Linked DNA regions of Homo sapiens: region 1 is linked to region 2. A link is an interaction called in ENCODE POLR2A ChIA-PET data of the cell type or tissue named here. Cell type or tissue: HepG2. All regions are shown on one strand. Region 1 overlaps LUC7L3 (LUC7 like 3 pre-mRNA splicing factor). Region 2 overlaps ABCC3 (ATP binding cassette subfamily C member 3).

Region 1 (5,000 bases), 77 kb before region 2:
CTGGTCTGTGAAATAAGCTGAAAAACCAGCTGGTGCCCTCACTAACATCTAAAGTGAGCTGTCATCACATCCCATGCTACATTCCTCCCTAACACACTCCCTAGGATCCTTCCGGGTCAGCTCCCTTGCCAAATTCTAGTTAATAACTCTGCTTGCACCTTGTACGGGCTCATGCAATGGCTTGACCCTATCTACCCACTTTTATTCACACACACCACACTGTCACTTCTTTACACACCTGTTCCTCCTAGACCACGAAGTCATCTCTAAAGCTTGTGGGAGAGGTATACATAAAATACCAGAACTCCTTATGGCCAAGCATAATGTCTTACTTGCATCCCAGCACATGCCATTAGCCACTGTTCCTTCAACTCCAATTTCTCAGTAGCTCAACTTTGATGAAGGGCAGCGGACACATAGGCAGCACGTCAAGACTTCCCTTATCCAACTGTTCAAAACAGAGAAAAATGGTTCCAATAGTAAGAAGTGTCCTGTTTCATTCAGAAACGTCATGTGGGACCATCTGCAACTTGCTTAGTTAGCATTTGCGGCCTCCTGTAACAAGGTGACAGAAGCACTTCAGGTCAGCATCTAAATTGCTTATTTTTTTTTAATTTTGAGGCCAGGCATAGTGGCTCACGCCTGTAATCCCAGGAGTTCAAGTTTAGCTTGAGCAACATAGCAAGACCTTATCTCTAAAAAAAAAAAAAAAAAAAAAGAAAAAAAGAAAAACTTTGGGGGGGTGCATATCACTGTTACCCAGGCTTGAGTGCATGATCTCGGCTCACTGTGCAACCTGTCTCGTAGGTTCAAGTGATTCTCATGCCTCAGCCACCCAAGTGGCTGGGATTACAGGCATGCATCACCATGCCCAGCTAATTTTTAAAAATAGTTTTGACAAAGTTTTGCCATGTTGGCCAGGCTGGTGTCGAACTCCTGGCTTCATGTGATGTGCCCGCTTTGGTCTCCCGAAGTGTTGAAATTACAGGTGTGAGCCACTGCGCCCAGCCAAAACTCATTTTCTATAACACAAATAAGTCTTAAGGCTGCAGATTATCAGTAAAACAAAATTTGAAGAGCTTCAAGAGTAATTTGATTAGTTTTCACCTCACACATCGATTATAAAAAACTAATCCCTGAGTAAGGTGCAATTCCAACTCATTTTATTTATTTATTTTGAGACAGAGTCTTACTGTGTTGCCCAGGCTGGAGTGCAGTGGCACGATCTTGGCTCACTGCAACCTCTGCCTCCCGGGTTCAAGCAATTCTCCTGCCTGTCTCCTAAGTAGCTGGGACTACAGTGCCCACCACCATGCCCGCTAATTTTTTTTGTATTTTTAGTAGAGATGGGTTTTCACTATGTTGGCCAGGCTGGTCTTGAACTCCTGACCTCGTGATCCACCCACCTCAGCCTCCCAAAGTGCTGGGGATTACAGGGGTGAGCCACCAGGCCCAGCCTATTTTTTATTTTTTTTGAGACAGTCTCGCTGTGTCACCCAGGCTGGAGTGCAGTGGTGTGATCTCAGCTCACTGCAACCTCCGCCTCCCAGGTTCAAGTAATTCTCCTGCCTCAGCCTCCCAAGTAGCTGGGACTACAGTGCCCACCACCACACCCAGCTAATTTTTTTTTTTTTTTTAGTAGAGACAGGGTTTCACTATGTTGGCCAGGCAGGTCTTGAACTCCTGACCTCATGATCCGACTGCCTTGGCCTCCCAAAGTGCTGGGATTACAAGTGTGAGCCACCGCGCCCGGCCAATTCCACTGATTCTAAAATGGCCTTAAGTGAAATTAATCACGTACCAAAATGCCATCCTAAGAAGTCCCAGAACTATTTAGGTTAAAATAAAATATGAAATGACCTAGAATTCTTAGTTGTTCATTAACTCTGCACTTTCAACTAATAGGGTGATTAGTAACTCAACAGCACCACCCCTTTCCACTCCCCTTTCAGAAGTCCTGTGTACAAGGCACAGCCCTGAGGGTGCCACTGCTGCAGTGAGGACAGATTCCATAGCGGAGGGACCTGGAGCTGCACCTATTTTGTTCTTGGTGTATCCAAAGGTATCAGTCACTCCACAGCACATAGGAGCACTCGGGGATGTGTTGGATGAACTCACAGCCAAGCCCTATGCTCATACTGAGGGGATCCAAGTCTCACCTGGAGCATAGTTGAGGGGTAACAGGGCTGCTGTAAACTGACGTAGGGCCTTAGTTATATGAACCTTATGAATCTGCCAATTCAAATTTCAGTCACTTTCCTCTTTTTAAAGAGTAAACATTTTTGTGTTCACAGTACCCCTACTAAAATTAGAACAAGGCCAAAGCAGCAGCCTCTCTGAGGTAACAACCTAACTTGGGCCAGGGGAAGGAGTACAGCACAGTAAAGCAGTTTTCTTTCCCAGAATGGCATAAGCCTGAGAAAAGCTTCTTTGGAAGCTGTTTAGACAGGAAAACAAAACCATCAGCTCCCTGGCTGGCAGACAAGTAGAAACTATGTTAAGATGAAAATAAGGTATCACACAGAAAACATACATTTAGGTTTCTTTTTTTTTTTTTTTTTTTTTTTTTTTGAGACGGAGTCTTGCTCTTGTCGCCGTTTCTAGCTTTTTAAGAGTTACAATTAAGACCTCAATTTGAAGACTGGGCGCGGTGGCTCATACCTGTAATCCCAGCACTTTGGGAGGCCAGGGTGGGCCTGATCATTTGAGGTCAGGAGTTTTGAGACCAGCCTGGACAACATGGTGAAACACTCTACTAAAAATACAAAAAAATGAGCCAGGTGTGGTGGTGCGAAGCTGTAATCCCAGCTACTTGGGAGGCTGAGGCACGAGAATGGCTTGAACCCAGGAGGCGAAAGATGCAGTGAGCTGAGCTCGTGCCACTGCACTCCAGCCTGGGTGACAAGACAGAGACCCTGTCTCAAACAAAATAAAACCTTAAATTGGGCACTCAAGAAACAGCATCTTTAAATTTGTCACTGACTGATGGTTAATTTTACGAAATACACTACAGCTTATATATTAGTAACTACCTACACCAAGACTTTTTTCCCATTCTTCTTTTTAAATTTTATTAAGAAATATCATACATACAAAAGCACATAAACATACAGATTAAAAAAGGAAATGCCCACAGGCTTCAGAAACAGACCCTCACCAGTTCTTCTGAAGACCCCTGTGCCCTCATGATCACCTCTCCCTCCATCAAAACGGCTAACATTAAATTTTGTCTTAATCGTTTCCTTTTATCATGTATTTGACAGCCTGTTTTTGACTTTCATTGAAATGGAACCATAGTGATGTATTCTTCTGTGACTTGCTTTTTTTGATCCTTCTATTGTTGAGTTTTGTCCATGTTCACATACACAGCTGCAGTTCAGTTTCACTTCTGTGGAATTCCACTGTTGGAATATACCACAGTATTTATCCAACACACTGTTGGTGGACACTTGGGATCTTCCCGGGTTTTTTCTTCTTTTCTTCCTATTACACACAAATGCTTAAATCCATCCCCTGGTACGCATGTGTAAGAGTTTCTCTAGGGTATGTATCCGGGAATGAATGGCTACGAGAGAGGTTATGGCACACCCACTTATACCAAATTGTTTCCCGTTTCCCAAAGTTGTTGTTTCTAAACATTCTTAAATCTGTTGACAAATGACCTATTTGGGATGGCTGAGGGGAAGAAATAGATCAGCTACAAAACTCTTGAATTTTTAAAATAGTAAATTCAAAATTCTGATACAACAATGAAAAATACATTTACTTCTCTGCTTTGGCTTACTTGAAATGTACTTTTTAAAACTACAGGTTCAACTTAAAAGTGCTCTCCTTTATCTCAAAATAAATGTTTCTAAATATTACCAGGTAAAAACAGCAAGACTCAGAACATACGGGTATACCGTCATATATTTTGAAAGATCTATACATATATGTTTATATTTCCTCCCACCTCCCATCTCCCCACAAAGAAAACAACTTGGAAGAATAACTGTTAACAGCAGCAAGCTCCTGCAGAGGAAAAACAGAGAAATAGGAGTAGTAGGAGACATAGATCACTGAACACTTTTTTTTTTTAACCATGGGCAACATTACAATTATAATACAAAATTTCAAAAGTAGACCTGGGGTTCTTTCACAAACAACTAAAAAATCCCTCAGGAAATCAAACTTGAAAACCAATCCTGCATGAAGTCCCATCCCACAGAATTGTATACATAATAACTTCAAGTGTTTTTTGTTTCATGCACATATCAGATGTTTAAAAACATATTCACATAGCCCATCTGCAATGCATTTTTAAAAACAGAATGGATGAGGGCTCAGAGAACTTCCACCATAAAAATTTTCAGTTCTTACAAGTCTGAAAACTTTAATCAGAAGGTGGCTGAGCTCAACCAATATGTGGTCCAAGTGTTCTCAGACCTTAGAAATAAGGTTGGTTATTTATCCTCTGTGACACTAACTATATTTAAGGAACCAGAATGCCTAAGGAGAGGGAGTAAAAATATCTGAGCTGAGCAATATGACTAGGTTATTATAAGCTCAAGATCAAGAAAAGGATGTTTCAACCCAAACTGAAAAATGAATGGACTGTGTTTGAAGGGGAAAAAAAAACGTTTTAACAAAAAGGAGCATGATATGTATTATCTCTACATTCCAGAGGAGAGGATGTCTTGAGCAGCAGACTGGTCGGTCCTCTTGAAAGGCTCAATGAAAATTAAACTATTGGACCAGTGCTAATATAGTTTGATGACCAACAAAAGTTTACCCAATTTGTTTTATACTAATGAACTGTTATTTAAGAGGTCTTTGTCTTTTAGAGATACATGCTGAATTATTTACAGATTAAATGGTGTGTCTGAGACTTGCTCGAAAATAATAGAAAACAGTGGATACAAATACAATCACTCATGAAGTATAAAAGTGGTCATGAGTCTTGTTGGTGATGAGTTAACAGAGGTTAATTATATTGTTCCTCTTTTGTGTATGTCTTTAAA
Region 2 (5,000 bases):
GAAGCAGGGGAACTGGAAGCTCCCAGACAGTGAGGGGTGAGGGGCCAGAGGGTGATGCCTGGGGAAGCCAGGCTGGGGTCAGGCAGGTGGACTGGCGGGTGCAATGCAGGCCACGGAATCCACGAGGACTCCAAGAAGAAGGGAGAGGTCATTTTATTGGGACGTTGCTAAGAGGTTGAATTAGACGAGAACAGAAAAGCGTCCCCTGGATTTGGAACCAGGAAGGTCACTGGTGAGCTGTCTCCGTGGAGCGAGGGCCAGAAAGAGGACTGCAGGAGGCAGATGACATCAAGGCTGATGAGGAAGCGGATGCAGCTTGTAGAGACCATACTTTAAACCATGCTTCATGACAGAGGAGAGCAGAGAAATGGGGCAGTGGAGTGCAGGGGGGAGGGTTTGCGTGTGTGTCTGGAATGGAAGATGTGATGGAATATTTTTGCATGTGGATGGGAAGCGTCCAACAGAGGGAGCAAGAATGACAGGAGATGGAGGGCGGGACTGAGGAAGCCAGGTCCTCAAGCGGCCATGAGAAGAAATGGAGGGGCTGGGCTTTGAAACAGAAAGGGATGATTCCTGCTAAAAGTGAAAAGGAGACAACGGTGAAGGAGACACAGGCGGGTTTAAAGACTGAGAGGCAGGAAGGTTGAGGGAGTTCACGTCTTAGAACCTACTTTTTATGGAGGTGTCAGGCAAGGTCGATGGCTGAGCAGGAGGGAGATGTGGGGTTTGAGGACAGAGATTATTCAACAGAATTCTTTCTGAACGTGAGAACATGGGCTTCTTGGGGAAGCAAAGCAGGAACATGCAGCCGTGGTGTGTGGTTATAAACTTGTCAACTCAGTGATTTTTCTCCTGCAAGCTTTTTTTTTTTTTAGACAGAGTCTCACTCTGTTATCCAGGCTGGGGTGCAGTGGCGCAATCTCGGCTCACTGCAACCTCCACCGCCTGGGTTCAAGCGATTCTCCTGCCTTGGACTCCCAAGTAGCTGGGAATACAGGTGTGCACCACCACGCCCAGCTATTTTTTTGTATTTTTAGTAGAGATGGGGTTTCACCATGTTGGCCAGGCTGGTTTTGAACTCCCGACCTCAAGAGATCCACCCACCTTGGCCTCCCAAAGTGCTGGGATTACAGGCATGAGTCACTGTGCCCCGCCTCCTGCAAGGTTTTAAGTGCTCAGTGCAGGCATGAAGAAGGCAGATTGGTGGGCTCAGCTGGGGTGGGTTTTGGAGGTGAGTACAACTGAGAGAGAAGAAAGAGAAGGGCAAGGCAGGTGAGAGCGTTTGTGTTGGTGGAGCATAGACTCTAGGCTGGCCGGGGAGGGAGGTGAAGGCAGAGAAGCTGATGGACAGAGACACAAAGGGGGGTCATGGGATTGGGAGTCCCAGTGAAGGCAGACTGCTGTGACAGTGGGGGACTTGGAGCATGAGAGCGAGCAGGATAGGAGCGTGGGCCAAAGATGGGATGCTTGACACTGATGCTGCAGCTTCTGGGCATGAAGAGGGCTAAGGTGTGACCATGAGAGGGGGCGGTGGAGAAAAGTCTGGAACCCCCAGTAGGGAACAACTCCTTTTCCCCAACAAAGGGCATGCTGCCCCACCTCCACTCCTTTGCCCAGGCTGGTCTCTTTGGCTGGAATGCTCACCTTCCCACTGCCCACCCCACCATCTTACTTAGTCTATCAAAGCCTGTCCATCCTTCTCATCTAAGCTCGTCTCCCCTGGTCACCCCAGCTGAAGGATCTCCCTCATCTGCCCTCTCCAGGTGCACCACGCCAGAGATCTGGTCATCCACTGCAAAGCCCTGCAATAGGTCTTACCCCTCCCACCAAATCAGAATCACCTAAGGGCAAACACCGTCTTGCTCAACTCTGATCTCTCTACACCTCCTAGCATAGAGCATTGGTTGATGCTCAGTAAGGAGTGAATGGGTAAATGAATGAAGAGCCCCATACGTGGCAGGCCCTGATGTTGAGGGAGAGAGAGCCACCAAGCTTTCTTCCCCAGCTACTTCAGATTCCCCCTGTCCCGGGCTCATGCCAGTACCCACCTCTGTCTCTGTCTTGGAGTACTCCTTGACCCTCTCCACAGCCACGATGTTAGATTCCAAATCTGACATCATTCGTATCATCCAGTTCAGAGCAAATGTCACCTGGCCAAAGGGACTGGGTTATACGTATGGCGATCTCCCCTCCCCACCGTAATGGCTTTGGGAGGAGTTCAGACTCCTGGATCATGTGCCCATCCATGGGATCCTAGCCCATGGATGACCCAGGTGGGCCTGGATCAAGCCCACAGGCATGCCAGCTGGGGCTGTAATCACGAATGACTCCCTTGGGCAGTGACAGTGCAGACTTAACCAAGGACCACCTCGCCTTGGTTTCTGTTTCTCCAACTTTAATATGTATAAGACTTCCCAGAGAATCTTGTTAAAATGCAACGCCGGATTCTGTAGTCTGAGGTGGGACTTGGAACCTGAGATTCTTCATTTCTAACAAGCTCCCAGAGGATGGTGATGCAACTGGCCCATGGGCCACACTTTGCGTACCAAGGAGTCTTGATCAAAGTGCAGAGTCCTGAGCCCCATCCTAGGTCTACTGAATCAAAATGTACATTTTAACAAGTAGATTCATGTGCACACTGACCTTTGTGAAAATTGACCTTTCTGGATTGTTTTTTGTTTGCCAACGCGTTCAAGGTTTGAGCCACCTGAGGTATTAACAATGTGATCTGCTTTACAAAAATTCCGTTTGCAGTTAGGTGACTCTTTGACAGTACAAGCTGGCATCAGGATGACCTGCCTGACCTGCAGACCAGGCTTCAGTCACCTCGTCTGTGTACGTTCTCTGCAAGCATGTGAACGTGAGCGAGCGGTATGCCAGCCCTACACTGTCCTGACCTGTCACATGAGCCTACAACTTGCCCAGAGACAAGAGAAATTCTGTTTGTCCTTTGGGGCTAAGCTCCAAGATCATTTCTACAACACCCCAAAGCAAGAAAACTCCTCTGGACTTTTTTTTTTTCTCTCTTGAGATGGAGTCTCGCTCTGTCACCCAGGCTGGAGTGCAGTGGCGTGATCTTGGCTCACTGCAACCTCTGCCTCCCAGGTTCAAGCTATTCTCCTGCCTCAGCCTCCTGAGTAGCTGGGATTACAGATGCCCGCCACCACGGCTGGCTAATTTTTGTATTTAAGTAGAGATAGGGTTTCACCATGTTGGCCAGGCTGTTCTGGAGCTCCTGGCCTCAGGTGATCCGCCCACCTCCGCCTCCCAAAGTGCTGGGATTAGGTGTGAGCCACTGCACCCAGTCCCTCTTCTGGGCTTTTAAAACATTTTGTTTCTCCAGCCACAAAGACCTGCTCAGCCTGCAGCACAATCTCCTGCTGATGGGGGTCTCTCCAGTTGAACTGTGAGGTGTCAGGCAAGGTCGACGGCTGAGCAGGAGAGAGATGTGGGGTTTGAGGACAGAGATTATTCAACAGAATTCTTTCTGAATGTGAGAACATGGGCTTCTTGGGGAAGGAAAGTAGGAACATCCAGCCATGGTGTGTGGTTATAAACTTGTCAACTCAATGATTTTTTTCTTTTTTTTTTTTTCTCACAGTCCTTGAGAACAGACCCTGTGGCTGGTGCCCATACTGAGCAGGGAGGGGCACTCGGGAGATGCCTGGAACACCTGTGTGGTTTCTGTCCCAGTGGTGGCCCTGCCCTGGGGTCCAGGCCCTTCATACCTGCAAGGAGTAGGACACAGAAAGGCCCACCAGCCCCGGGTTCAGGCTGCTCCTCCCGATGACGGCAAATAGTGCAGCAAAGAGCACCACGCAGTTCCCCACGAACTCCACTCCGATGCTCAGCCACCTATGGGGGATCAGATGAGGAGGAAATGGGGCAGGGGCAGGGCAGGGCCAGTTTTCTGCTTAGGGGAAAGGAGGGACAAGGACCCTGAACACCAGAGAGCCTGCTGGGAATTCCTGGAGGAGCAGGGAGCGAGGGAGGCGGCTTCTGACCGGTTGGAGATGATGTAGGGGTAGCAGCTTCTCTGGTTGGCATCCACCTTAGTATCACTGATGATCTCAAAATCCCGGCTGCGGTTGTAGGCCCGGATGACACTGGCACCAGTCACTGTCTCCGAAAAGTGGGAGTAGATAGGTGAGCGGCTGACTGATTCCAGCCGCTTCAGTTGCCGTGATGTGGCTGCATAGAAGCGCTGATGGAGGGAGAAGGAGTTTGGGGTCAGGGCCATGGAACCCCCAACTCAGTCCTGCCTGTCTCTGAACTCATCCATTTTCAGATGAGTCCTCCCAGCCAGCCTCACTCCCACCACGAGACATCGCTGCCTTCCCCCACCTCCAAGGACCCAAGACTTGGGGCCTTGATGTGTCATTCACTCCCTCCCTCTGATCATCTCTGCTTCAACCCCACAACAACACGGCTCTGCCTCCAGTTTCCATCCTCTCCTCTGTGGCCTCAGATATCCAGGCTATACAGGATGTCTATCTGATTCTCCCCTAGCCCAGCACAGAGCACAGCCTAGATCATGGTCGCTATACCCAGGTGTTGAGCATCTATCCCCGGGAACTGACTAATTCATTACAGAACAGGAGTTCAGTGTCTGCAAAGGCCTTTTACAGTTAGCTGTATCTGAAGGTTATCAACTCATCTATGTTAAACGCATGCATACACGTATGTTTAGATATGTATAAAAGGAAGGAAAGGATAATGTGTCCCAAACTGTTGACAATGTTTTATCAAAAAACAGCCAACAGGAAGGCCGGGTATGGTGGTTCCCACCTGTAATCCCAGCACTTTGGGAGGCCGAGGTGGGCGGATCACTTGAGGTCAGGAGTTCAAGAGCAGCCTGGCCAACATAGTGAAACCCCATCTCTACTAAAACTACAAAAATTAGCTGGGCGTGGTGGCGCATGCCTGTAATCCCAGCTACCTGGGAGGCTGAAACAGAATTGCTTGAACCTGGGAGGCGGAGGTTACAGTGAGCTGAGATC

The links. ChIA-PET counts read pairs that join two places held together with the same protein. Peaks named below come from ENCODE experiments on the same cell type or tissue, not always from the same donor. Only the 100,000 strongest peaks of a DNase experiment are listed, where the experiment ranks them.
Region 1: POLR2A ChIA-PET joins it to region 2 with 5 read pairs; 3 of 35 experiments call an interaction of 5 or more read pairs at or near these places.

The regions. Positions count from the first base shown.
Region 1 is chr17:50,754,264-50,759,263 of GRCh38, reverse strand. It overlaps LUC7L3 (LUC7 like 3 pre-mRNA splicing factor), which reads right to left. Exons shown (of 10, transcript NM_016424.5): 10 at 3,045-5,000. Among named protein-coding and RNA genes, the nearest start is that of ANKRD40CL, 11 kb to the left of the region's middle. RefSeq lists a silencer at 1,882-2,176. In HepG2, no CTCF peak of the experiment used is centred here; a DNase peak (open chromatin) is centred at 1,983.
Region 2 is chr17:50,676,948-50,681,947 of GRCh38, reverse strand. ABCC3 (ATP binding cassette subfamily C member 3) reads right to left here. Exons shown (of 31, transcript NM_003786.4): 24 at 4,005-4,204; 25 at 3,729-3,855; 26 at 2,049-2,150. Among named protein-coding and RNA genes, the nearest start is that of ANKRD40, 28 kb to the left of the region's middle. RefSeq lists a silencer at 4,326-4,620. In HepG2, a CTCF peak has its summit at 480 (motif pointing right); DNase peaks (open chromatin) are centred at 477 and 2,747.